Linked DNA regions of Homo sapiens: regions 1 and 2 are each linked to region 3. The links are chromatin contacts, found by Hi-C or POLR2A ChIA-PET in ENCODE. All regions are on one chromosome and are shown on one strand. Each heading gives the region's core, a stretch centred on a gene start or an enhancer-like site at or near the end of the contact. The rest is flanking DNA. Distances are from core to core; before and after follow the strand shown.

Region 1 (3,823 bases), core at 1,012-3,511, 120 kb before region 3:
GAGGAAAGGAGTAAGTGCAGTTCTTTTTTTTTTTTGAGATGGAGTCTCGCTGTGTCGCCCAGGCTGGAGTGCAGTGGCGTGATCTCTGCTCACTGCAACCTCTGCCTCCAGGGTTCAAGTGATTCTTCTGTCTCAGCTTCCCAAGTGGCACGCAGATTACAGACGCAAGCCACCACACCTGGCTAATTTTTGTATTTTTAGTAAAGACAGGTTTTCACCATGTTGGCCAGGCTGGTCTCAAACTCCTGACCTCAGGTGATCCACCTGCCTCAGCCTCCCAAAGTGCTGAGATTACAGGCCTGAGCCACTGTGCCCAGCCAATGCAGTTCTTATCAGGAAGAAATCCCCCTAGGATAGACCCTGAAGACAGCAGCCAGGTTCTCAGTTCTCAGAGGTGAGCATTTACCATTTCTTTTTCTTTTTTTTTTTTGAGACAGAGTCTCGCTCTTGCCCAGGCTGGAGTGCAGTGGCGTGATCTCGGCTCACTGCAACCTCCACCTCTGGGGTTCAAGCGATTCTCGTACCTCAGCCTCTTGACTAGCTGGGACTACAGGCATGTGCCACCCTGCCGGGCTAATTTTTGTATTTTTAGTAGAAACAGGGTTTCGCCATGTTGACCAGGCTGATCTCAAACTCCTGGCCTCAAGTGACCCGCCCACCTCAGCCTCCCAAAGTGCTGGGATTACAGGCATGAGCCACCGCTGCTGGCCAGCATTTCCCATTTCTAATTGTATTTCCCAAATGAAAGCACGTCTAAATAATTAGCATTGCTTAAGTCCTGTGTGACTTTCCAGGAGGCAAACATTCACTCCCATTTTAAAGACATAAGAGGAAAGTTGAGACACACGTTTAATATCGTACAAAGAGGTCAAGCGCGGTGGCTCATGCCTGTAATCCCAGCACTTTGGGAGGCAGAGGCGGGAAGATCACTTGAGGTCAGGAGTTTGAGACCGGCCTGGGCAACACAGGGAGATCTCGTCTCTAAAAACAAAAAGAGGCTGCGCATGGTGGCTCACACCTGTAATGCCAGCACTTTGGGAGGCCAAGGCAGGCTGAATCACTTGAGGTCAGGAGTTCAAGACCAGCCTGGCCAACATGGTGAAACCCTGTCTCTACTAAAAATATAAAAATTAGTCCAGGCATGATGGCTCACGCCTATAATCCCAGCACTTTGGGAGGCCAAGGTGGGCAGATCACCTGAAATCAGGAGTTCAAGATCAGCCTGGCCAACATGTTGAAACCCCGTCTTTACTGAAAATACAAAGAGTAGCCAGACATGTTAGCACATGCCTGTAATCTCAGCTACTTGGGAGGCTGAGGCAGGAGAACTGCTTAAACCCAGGAGGTGGAGGCTGCAGTGAGCAGAGATCACACCACTGCACTCCAGCCTGGGTGACAGAGTGAGACTCCGTCTCAAAAAAATAAAATAAAATAAAAATAAAAATAAATAAAAACAAAAAGAGAAAGTAATAGTGCACCAAGGAACCATGAAGAAAAGAAAAAGAAAAATGTCCAGGCCTCTTGACATCCACTTTGTTTAAATTCTCATCATTGGCATTCCAAGAAAGAAAGTCTCTTCTCATTCATATTTGCTAGCTTCAGTTCATGTATGGATCACCAATAACAAAACTGTTAGAGCGTAATTTATTTTATATATTTATCTATTTAAATTTAGAGATATCACTATGTTGCCCAGGCTGGTCTGGAACTCCTCAAGCAAGACTCCTGCCTCAGCCTCCGAGTAGCTGGGACTACAGGTGCGCACCACTGTGCCGGGCTAACAGTATATTTTAAGTAGCAAAGAAAAACATGCAAGTCAGCTAGCATCTATCCTCCAACAGTACAGTATCTTTCCTCTAATAAATATATTGATGCCTCCCTCTTCCTGAACTGTCCCTCCCTGAGGATTTTTCTGTTCAAAGCTCCACTTCTAACTGAGTGTTTGTGGGTCACCTCACTTGCTCTCAACAATAACTGCAGAATTCCAAAACAAACTGTTTTCAGAAGAAAAAAAGAATCTTTAGGGGGTTCTCTTGTACTAGAAACATAAAACTGGATTAAATGGCCCAAAGAAGGAAAATGGAGAGGGGAACAACAAAAGGAAGAAGAAAAACGAATACAGTTCTCTTTTGTTTAAGGAAACAAAGTGACTTAAAATAAGTTACTTAGGAGCCTGCAGAGCTTCCCACAACGGTGGAAATGATGGGCAATATTTGTTCTCTAAGATAAACAAAAGCAAATTTATTTTCTCCATGCTAAAAGGATATGTTGGTCACACAAGTTTTACCTATTAGTACTGACAAAACAAGATGAAAGAGAGAGTGAGAGAGAAAACCACCCCGGGGGCTATTTTGCTAACATGCTCTCTGGCTTCTACTCTGGTAAACTAGGTTACCCTTTATGTTACCCTGAGATATAAATAGCATTCATTTCCTTTCACTGGCATGACAGACTTTAATACTTTGTTTCCTGGGTCCAGAAGAAAAAATACTTAAACACATCCCCTTGTAAATTTGAGTTACTACAAAGCTGGTTCATTTCTTTTTTTTTTTGAGACGGAGTCTCACTGTCGTCAGGCTGGCATGCAGTGGCGTGATCTCAGCCCACTGCAACCTCCGCCTCCCAGGTTCAAGTGATTGCTTCAGCCTCTCAAGTAGCTGGGATACAGGCGCACGCCACCACGCCCAGCTAATTTTTTATATTTTAGTAGAGATGGGGTTTCACCACGTTGGCCAGGATGGTCTTGAACTCCTGACCTTGTGATCCGCCCACCTCGGCCTCTGAAAGTGCTGGGATTACAGGCTTGAGCCACCACACCCGGCGAAGCTGGCTCATTTCTAATCAACTTTGGATTAAAAAAAAACAAAATGTATTTGCTATTACTGCTTTGTTAAAATAGCCCAGAATGGCCCCTGTGGGACTTCTGAGTAGCCATTTCCTTTTTAGTGCATAGTTCAAAACCCTCCAGAACACAGCTCCAGGTTTTGCATGTACCCAGGATGCAATGCAGGTGAACATTTTACAGACTGACTTGGATAAGTACTGGGCCCTGTACAGGATCCTCAATGGGGTTTTCTGAATAAGAGCAACTTCAGTTGCTAGATGGAAATAATGAGGTATTTCTCCCAAATCAGACTTCACTCTTTTTAAGGAAAGAAAAAGCTGCAAAAGGAAGTTAACAGCATCCCTGGTCATCTAGTGGTTAGGAAGAAAAAAAAAGAAAAGAAAAAAGATGTTAAGAACAGTGAGGCCAGGCGCGGTGGCTCACGCCTGTAATCTCAGCACTTTGGGAGGCCCAGGCGGGCAGATCACAAGGTCAGGAGATGGAGACCATCCTGGCCAACAAGGTGAAACACCATCCCTACTAAAAATACAAAAATTAGCTGGGTGTGGTGGCGTGCAGGTGCATGTATGTAGTCCCAGCTACTAGAGAGGCTAAGGCAGGAGAATTACTTGAACCCGGGAGGTGGAAGTTGCAGTGAGCCAAGATCGTGCCACTGCACTCCTAGCCTGGTGACACAGCAAGACTCCGTCTCAAAAAAAAAAAGGAGCAGTTAAATAAGTGCAGGAGCAGAAAGACTCCTACCAATCTACCGATTCAACTACCAATCTAAAGTCAGTGCAAGCTGGGCTTGGCAAGAGAATCACGTGAACAAGCTGCCACTCAACCAAAAGCATTACCTGACTTCAACACCACAAGTTACCTCCTAGACACTGGTCTGAACCTGAAGACGTGGATTCCAGTCTGAAACTAGCTCCATTTCATTTTTCTTTTTCTTTCTTTTTTTTTTTTTTTGAGACAGAGTCTCGCTCTGTCACCAAG
Region 2 (3,969 bases), core at 1,314-3,813, 94 kb after region 3:
CAGGAAGCCTTGGGCACTGAGGCCCAAGAGAGGCAGAGAGAGAGCTGGCAGGGGAGGGGAGGGTAAGAAGTCTTCCGAGGGAAAGCTGGGGAGGAGCCTTCCCCATCTTTCCCTGACTTTCTGTCTCTGACAATGTTATTGCCACTGCCTGGACCCCTGGGAGCAGGTAGGGGAAGGGAGGGGCTGCATGGCTAGTGCCAGAGAACTGTACTCTCCTTAGAGAATTCCAGGCTCATTGGCCTGGGGTGCAGAGGAAGGAATGGCCGCTAGAGTCAAGAGGTCTGGGTTCTAGCACTGACTAGCTGCACACTGCAGCCTTTTGCGATGCTGGGCAGACACCCTCCCCTCTCAGGGCCGCTATACCCCAGTGAACCGTAAGGAGGGATGCGCTCTCAGGTTCCTCCTAGTTTGGGAACTGCAGGTGGATTAGGCACACTTCAGGGTTCCAGGGCAGGTGTGTCTCCTTAGCTTCCCCATCTGCAAAATGGGGCTGATGATTTTTTACTGTTGGCGACATCCCAGGGACACTGTGAGGGAAACTGGGCGAAAGTCCAGGTGTACGGATGAGCTTATTTGGGAACTGGTGGCTTTGGAACTCATAACGAATGCAACCCATCAGGGTGCCCAAGACCTTGCAAAGGATCCCCTCCTACCCCCAGCTTCTTTCTTCCTCCTTACTACCCAGCACCCCCTGTACTCCCCCAGCACTGGAGAGCTGAGAATGCAGCCCAGGGCTCTGAGCTCGAGGCCTTGGAATTCCTCTATTCCCCTACTGCCTTCTTCAAGGGAACTATTAATTGTAATTTAAGCCTCCCAAGTTAAAAGCAGCGTGCAGATTTAAGGATTCTTTCATCCCAATTACACATCGTTTCTGGCTGCACTTTAGTGCCAGGCTTTTATCTGTTGTTCTGGGGAATCACTTATTGGCCAGAGCAGCGGGCTCCACGCAGATTGCTCCCTGATTATGTTTAATGGCAAATGGAGAGTTAACTCTCCTCCCTCCCCGGAGCTGTGTCGGCACTTTTCCCAGCCCAGCCGAGAGCAGCCCAGGGGAACAGGAGGGCATGGAATGGGGGAGCTGCAGGGACCTCCATGTCCTGGGACTGTTTGTGCAGGGCTCCGAGGGGACCCATGTGGCTCAGGGTGGCTAAGGGGGCAATGCTGCCCCCACCCGCTGGATGACCCAAGTGCTGTGTTTCAAATGCTGATAGCAGCCCTTTGTTTATTCTACACATTCCACTACCATGGGAGGCTACTGTGCATTCATGCCTTGGGCTGGCCTGTTTCCTCACCCACACTGGAGTGTGCCCGGCAGTTAGGGCCACTGCATCAGTCTTATACACACTTGCACACTCCGGGTGAGCCCAGCTCCTGAACCTGCACTGCCACACGCACACTCACACACACTCACACTCACAATCAACATCTCCATGTGCACGATCACACTCGACTTGCATAGACTCCCTACTCTCACCTGCGAGCACGCTCTCAGCTCAGTCCCAAACATGCACAGGGCTGGACCCTTCTCCACCATCAAATGGAGACTTTTCTGTCTGTCTTTTTGTCTTTTGCTCACAGAATTAGGCTGCCAGAGGAGCTTGGAGTGGATCTTGGAATGTCAGGTGATGAGATCATAGACTCAGACCCCTGTGCCATTGAGCCCCCAGGGTCACTCACTTCCACTGGGTTCCTGAGCCCCAGTAGGATTGTACCTTGTCACAGAGTTTGGGCTGGCTCAGTCCTTTGGATGCTACTCTGTGAATCTCAAACTTGACGCTCCAAAGCAGAGCTCCTGGTCTCCCCCAAACCTGCTTCTCCTGCAGTCCTCCCCCGTCTCAGCTCTTGGCAAGTCCTTGCTTCCATTGCTCAGGACAAAAAAACCCTGGAGTCATTCTTGACTCCTCTCTTTTTCTCACTTCCTACTTCTAGTCCATCAGCAGATCATGCTGGCTGTATTTTAAATACATATTCTTAATCTGATCACTTCTCACCACCCCCACTGCCACCACCTCGACCAACCCCACGAAGACCTGGTTTACTGTAGCAACCTCCAGACAGGCTTTCCTGCTCCTGCTCCTCCCCTCCATGCGGCAGCCAGACCCTGTCCTTCTCTGCTCCTCTTGAAGAAATACTTGAGGACCTTACAGGGGCTTGTGAGTCCTTATGTGATCTGCTCCTTTAACCCCACCCACTCCTGACTTCTCCTCCCCTATTTTCTCTCCTGCACTCCTCTCCAGCCACAATGACCTCCTTGCTGCACCCGTGCCTTAGAGTCTTTGCTGTTTCTCTGCCTAGAATGCTTTTCTACCCGATCTTTGCTTGAATAACCCTCTTCCTCCTCCTTCAAGCCTGCTCCAATGTCACTTCTTAGTGAGATCACCTTAAATATCCTATTGATCCTGCAACCTGCTGCCCCTTCAGCCCTGCTCTCCCAATCCAACTTACTCTGCTTTTATTCTTTTTTTTCCTTTTTCTCTTTTTCAGCAGAACATATACCTTCTATCACAAGTTGGGTGCACTGGGAAACAGACTCCGACAGAGACTTCGGCTTGCAGGAGGTTTACAGGGGAAGGCTCTCACAGTGGAGGAAGCAGAACCAGGCAGAGGGAACAGTTGAATTGTGATGTAGTCACAACAAAGGCCTCAGCTGACCCCATGGGGAGCTGTGAGCTGGGGGGACTTTCAGAGTCGCTCTGCATTAAGGTGAGGGGGCTGGGGAACTTATAGCTTCATCTACCTACTATTGGGTGTGGGCTGCCCCCAGGGAAGGGGAGTGACCTTGGGTAAAGCAGCTGTCTTCTTTGAGCACAATTCTGGGGAGGGACTCAGCTGAATGGCTTTGGCCACCAGTGCTCAAAGCAGCTGGGGGTGAGTGCATCCGCTCAGAAGTGGAGAACTGGGTGCCACACCACAGCGTCCACTTTGTCTTTTACTATACATAAATGAGTAAATGTTAATATATAAAATTTATTGTTTGTTGTCTGGGTGCAGTGGCTCATACCTGTAATCCCAGCATTTTGGGAGGCCGAAGCAGGTGGATCACTTGAGGCCAGGAGTTAGAAATCAGCCTGACCAACATGGTGAAACTCCGTCTCTAGTAAAAATACAAAAATTAGCCAGGCATGGGGGCATGCACCTGTAATCTCAGGTACTTGGAAGGCTGAGGCAGGAGAGTCGCTTGAACCTGGGAAGCGGAGGTTGCAGTGAGCTGAGATCATGCCACTGCACTCTAGCCTGGGCAACAGTGAGACTGTCTCAAAAAAATAAAATAAAATAAAATTTACTGTTTGTCTATCTCTCCCTCTAGAAAAGTCCCATGAGGAAAGGGGATCTCTGTGGGTATAGCTCCCTGATGTTTTCCAAGTGCCTGGAACAGTTTTGGCCCATAGTAGGCTCTCCATATATATTTGCTGAATGAATGAATGAACCTGCCCGTTTTTCAGTGTGCTGCTTGTGACTGCCATCAATTTCACTGGAATCTCAATCCCAGTTTTGCTACCAACCAGTTGTGCAAACTATGGGCAAGTTGTCTAACTTTTTGGAGCCTCTGCTTCTTCATCAGTAAAATGGAATAATAGAAGTACCCATCTGACAGGGTTTTAGGATGTAGTTAACTAATGTTTGTAAAGCGCTTTGCAGGTGCTTTGGACAAAGCTGATAGTCACTGAATATTAACTTGTTGTTAATGTTGTTAGTACCTTGGGCTCTCCTTGCTTTGGGTTGCTGCCAGGATTCTTATCAGACTTGAAGACAAAGCCAAAACTCCAGCTGGGAAATCTTGACTTTCCAGGTATACAGGAAGAGGTGGTGTACAGAAGTCTGATCTGCAGAGGTCATTATTGGTTAATGAGGATAGAGGTCTGCTTACAAGTCTCTGGCCGGAATCCTTGCCTTGGGGCAGCTCAATGTGTACCTGTGTGTGTACATGTGTCTGCACACATGATTGCACAGAGTTAATGCAAGCTACAT
Region 3 (4,058 bases), core at 177-2,676:
TGGACGTGCGCTTCTTGCGCTTGCGGCCCTGCGCCGCGATCTTGTCCAGGTTGGTGGGGCTGCCGCTGGACGAGTCGGTCTCCTCCAGCCACTTGTTGAGCAGCGGCTTGAGCTTGCACATGTTCTTGAAGCTCAGCTGCAGGGCCTCGAAGCGGCAGATGGTGGTCTGCGAGAACACGTTACCGTAGAGCGTGCCCAGCGCCAGCCCCACGTCGGCCTGCGTAAAGCCCAGCTTGATGCGCCGCTGCTTGAACTGCTTGGCGAACTGCTCCAGGTCGTCCGAGCTGGGCGCATCCTCGTCCGAGTGCTCGCCCACCGATGAGCCGCCGCCGCCCGCGCCCGGGTGCAGGTGCGCCGCCGCCGCGTGCAGGCCGCCCGCGTGTGCATGTCCGTGTGCGTGTCCGTGGGCGCCCAGATGCGGCGGCGGCGACGGCTCCAGCTGCGCCTCGTGGCCATCCTCGTGCAGCGCGTGGTGCAGGCCCGGCCCCGCGCCGCCACCGCCCGCCGCCAGCATCCCGGCCAGGCCGCCGCCGCCGCCCCCCGGGTAGGCCGCCTGCGCGTACAGCCCGAGCGGCTGGGGCTGGTGGCCCCCGCTGGCCCCGGGCGAGGGCGACATGGCCGGGCCCAAGTGGTGCGCTGTGCTGCCCTGCGCCCATGCCGCGCCCGCGTGGGCCGCCCCCTGGTGCACCAGGCGCGCGTGGAAACCTCCGCCGCCGCCGCCGTCGTCGGCTCGGCCGGTGCCGCCGCCGCCTGCCTTGCCGTGTTCTAGGTGCGGGCCGCCGGCCCAATCGCCGCCGCCGCCTCCTCCCGTGGGTAGCCACTGGGGGTGCGCTAGGCCCACGGGGTGGCCCGCGCCCGCGCCCAGCCACTCGTGGTGCATCAGCTTCTGCACTTCGCGGTACGCGGCCCCTGCATGCAATCGCTCCGCGGCCGCCGCCGCCGCCGCCGCCGCCGCGGCGTCCGGGTGCATAAGCGGCCCGGTGCCCCCGGCTCCGCCACCGGGGCCCCGCGGCAGGTACTGCGCGGTGGTGGCCATGCCGCCCCGCGCCCTGCGCCGCGCCGCCGCCGCCGCTCCGCTCCGTCTGCGGGCCCCGCCGCCTCGCTCCGCCGGCTTAAAGCCCCGACCCGCTCGGCGCTCCGGAGCCCCACCCCGCCCGCCGCCCATTGGCTGCCCGCGGAGCTGCCTCCCGCCTCCCCTGCCCGGCCCCCGCCCCGCGCGCCCGCCCGCCACCCTGCCCGGCCGCCCAGAGCTCTCCATTGGGCGTCGCTCCCGGGGTCCCGCGCGCCGGCCGTGCTGATTGGCCGCTGGGGCTTCATTCACGGCCCCCCTACCGTCCGCGTACACACTCACGCCCCGGGGGCGCGGCCGCCACGTGGGGAGTGGCGCGGGGGTGGCCCTGGGACCGCACCCCCTCTCGTCCTGGCTGTGTGGGCCCCGCTTTCCCCCAGCGCTGGAGACTCCGAGCCCGGCCGGTCCCACATTCCACGCGAGCTGAATTCCCGCCCGCATCCCGCCCGGGCAGCAGGGATTGCCGGCTCCGGGAGGCGCTCGGGCTCCGAGAAGCGGCTCAGCCCCGCGCCCCTCCCTCCTCAGTACCGCTGCCGGCGGACCAGGATTCCCGCGGGTCCTGGCGGCTGCGAGCGCGAGGCGGCGCGGATTCGCGGCTCGGTTCCGGCGCGACTGCTCACCGCGCCCGCCTCGCCTCCCGCGGCTGCCAGCGTGCACTGGGCGCTCCTCGGCGCGTCTGCCCGGCCCGTCTCGGCTTTCCTTCTCCTTCCTCTAGTCCCAGCGTCACAACTCCGCCGACCTCCTCTGCCCTGAGAGCGCGTCCGGTGCGGGCGGAGTCGGACGGACTCTGGCTTCACGCCTCGCGCGGGCACACCTTCTCCCGGGCACTGAGGCCCAGGTGAGTACCGCGCGGGCAGCTGGGGCTGGGACGGCGGGCGGCAGCGGTTCTACAGTCCTACGCGAGCCCCTGGTACCCGGCCGCGCTCCGGGGTTCCAGAAGGAGAAGATCTCGAGGTGGAGACTGTGGCTCCGGGGAAAACGCTGCTGGCAAGGGCGCTAGTTGGGGGTGGACGTTGGGCCCAGGGGTATCTGACCTGCGCCGCTGCAGCCTTCTCGCTCCTTCTCCCAGCTTGAACGGCTCATCGGCTGTGGTCGTGGTGGGATCACGCCCCGGGAGAGGAGAAGGATGGGCTCAGGGAAGGGGCTCGGGCTCTCCAGAAATCCGGCGTGCAGGCCGGGAGCTGTCCAGCCTCGCTAAGAGCCCTGGGCTAGAGTTTGCCCGGACTTGCCTGGAGCTGCTGAAAAGGGAATTGAGATTGAGGAGGCCTTGTTGGAAAGGTGGGCAGTGGAATTTAGCTACCTCCTCACGCCCCAGCCCTTGAGGACTCCCTGAAGGATCTTGAGTGGAGTCGGACCTCACTGCAGTTCCTTTGTGCCTTCTTACCCGACCTTGGGCCCCAGGCTGAGGGTACTGAGCTGTGTTTTCTCCTCTTCCCCACACCGAGGCTTGGGTCCCAGGGAGTCTTCAGCTGCCAGTCCTCCCTCTTTTCTCTCCTGGATCTAGCCTCAAGTGGATTTATAGCTTACAGGGCCCTGGGGTCCCAGATCACAGAACTGAGCTGGGGGCCCACCTAGGGCCCCACTGGGCAAATCAGGTCTGTGGAATAAATCCTTAGATTGAAAAAAGTTGCTGGGGGCTCAGGTGGCAGCTGCCATTGGAACGATCCAGGGCGGCTGGGACAGAGTTGACAGTGACAGGGGTCACCCTGGGCACAGACTTTGATCATGTGGGCCCTGAATGCCCTAGGACCAGCCAGGGAAGGAGTGGGACAGAGCAGGGCCCTTATCCTGCCATTGGCCACTGTCCTGAGCAGGCTCCGTGGTCCCACCCTAGCTGTAAGAGCTGCGATGGAGCTCTGTGTCTGAACCGAGCTAGAGATACTGGGCTTTCCTGGACTCTGGCCCAGGGAATGGTCACCTTGAGGCAGCCCAGGTCTTTCACCTTTCCCAGGCCTGGGAGGTAGGAGGAAGACTGGGAATTCCGCAGTGAAGTCCATGCTCGTGCCAGCCCTAACCAGGCCTGTGTGATATTGAAGCTTGGGCTTTCAACCTGGAGCTGCCATCATCTCCCTGGGCAAGAGTAACTCTGGTCTAGCCTTCCTAGCTCTTGGTTTTCCTTCCTGTATGTTGGGAATAACAGTACTATAGGCAGCCCACCTGTCTCACTAAGGTAGGTCAGATAGTTATGTGAGACAACGGGGGTGTAAAGCTCTCAGATAGGTGTTTACTTTGGTCGTTTCCATTGTTGCTGTTCAGTGACAGGCAAGGCATTCCCCCTCTCTAACTAAATCTCAGTTTCTCCACCTGTAGCGTGGGATTGCAGAGGTTTGGACCAGTCGACCTCTCTGGCACTTCTCACTCTCATGGTCTGTGATTCTGTGAATCTGTCTCAGTTCCTGTTGAAGGAAGTCTGGACAGCGGGCAGGTGTTTTGATTTCCAGCCTTTGGAATTGCCACTGAGGCTGGAAGAACAATGACCAACAGGCACGGATTTTTTTTTTTTTTTTAAATTATACTTTAAGTTCTGGGATACATGAACAGAATGTGCAGGTTTGTTACATAGGTATACATACAGGCACAGTGTTTTAGCAAGTACTTTTACCTGTACCTCTCAGCCCTGTGAGAGAGCACTGAGATTATTATCTTCATTGCCTAGATGAGGGACCCAAAATTTGTCCAAGGGCACAGGACCTGTGAGTTTTCACTCATCATTCCCCTCATTACCGTGGGATGGGGGTCTATGGAGGCAGCAGCTTTGGCTGGCACAGCAAAGAGAGCCCTTGGCCCTGTTTCTGGTAGGTCTCAAGGGCAGGCCAGGGCCTGCTGGGGCTCCTGAAACCGTCTTCCCATGTCTGTGCTGAATTGAGGGGCATCAGCAGTAGAGCAGTAGCGAGGCTTCTAGGTTATCAGCTTGTCACCCAGCAAATCAAAGTCCCAATCCCACCATGTCCTTTAGCAGCCCTGTGACTTTGTGTGAGCCACATTGCCT

What was found. Hi-C counts contacts between places; a loop is a spot of excess contacts on that map. ChIA-PET counts read pairs that join two places held with the same protein, here RNA polymerase II (POLR2A). Pooled maps may share reads with other maps.
Region 1: a pooled map shows a loop between it and region 3 (2.2-fold over the local background). The contact joins the enhancer-like site here to the promoter of MIR3659HG in region 3. A Hi-C loop is called at or near these places in 7 of 50 pooled maps. POLR2A ChIA-PET finds 5 or more read pairs at or near these places in 3 of 52 experiments (WTC11, activated CD4-positive, alpha-beta T cell and activated T-cell).
Region 2: a map of PC-9 shows a loop between it and region 3 (5-fold over the local background). The contact joins the promoter of LINC02786 here to the promoter of MIR3659HG in region 3. A Hi-C loop is called at or near these places in 14 of 168 maps with a recorded cell type or tissue (PC-3, PC-9, aorta and 11 more) and 16 of 50 pooled maps. POLR2A ChIA-PET finds 5 or more read pairs at or near these places in 1 of 52 experiments (WTC11).

Annotation. Positions count from the first base shown.
Region 1 is chr1:37,923,759-37,927,581 of GRCh38, forward strand. All of the region lies in intron 7 of INPP5B (inositol polyphosphate-5-phosphatase B), which reads right to left. Among named protein-coding and RNA genes, the nearest start is that of INPP5B, 21 kb to the right of the region's middle. RefSeq lists an enhancer at 2,405-2,644. Within about 2 kb of position 2,262, at least 5 of the 41 ENCODE cell types and tissues checked have a DNase peak (open chromatin) inside an H3K27ac peak, as active enhancers do.
Region 2 is chr1:38,139,012-38,142,980 of GRCh38, forward strand. It overlaps LINC02786 (long intergenic non-protein coding RNA 2786), which reads right to left and starts at 2,564. Exons shown (of 6, transcript XR_001737991.3): 1 at 2,446-2,564. It overlaps LOC105378654 (a long non-coding RNA gene), which reads left to right and starts at 2,660. Exons shown (of 7, transcript XR_001737987.2): 1 at 2,660-2,703. RefSeq lists an enhancer at 1,106-2,019.
Region 3 is chr1:38,045,708-38,049,765 of GRCh38, forward strand. It overlaps MIR3659HG (MIR3659 host gene), which reads left to right and starts at 1,427. Exons shown (of 5, transcript NR_168386.1): 1 at 1,427-1,907. POU3F1 (POU class 3 homeobox 1) reads right to left here and starts at 1,086. Exons shown (of 1, transcript NM_002699.4): 1 at 1-1,086. The coding sequence starts at 1,036. RefSeq lists a silencer at 1,147-1,476 and enhancers at 1,389-1,889, 1,890-2,390.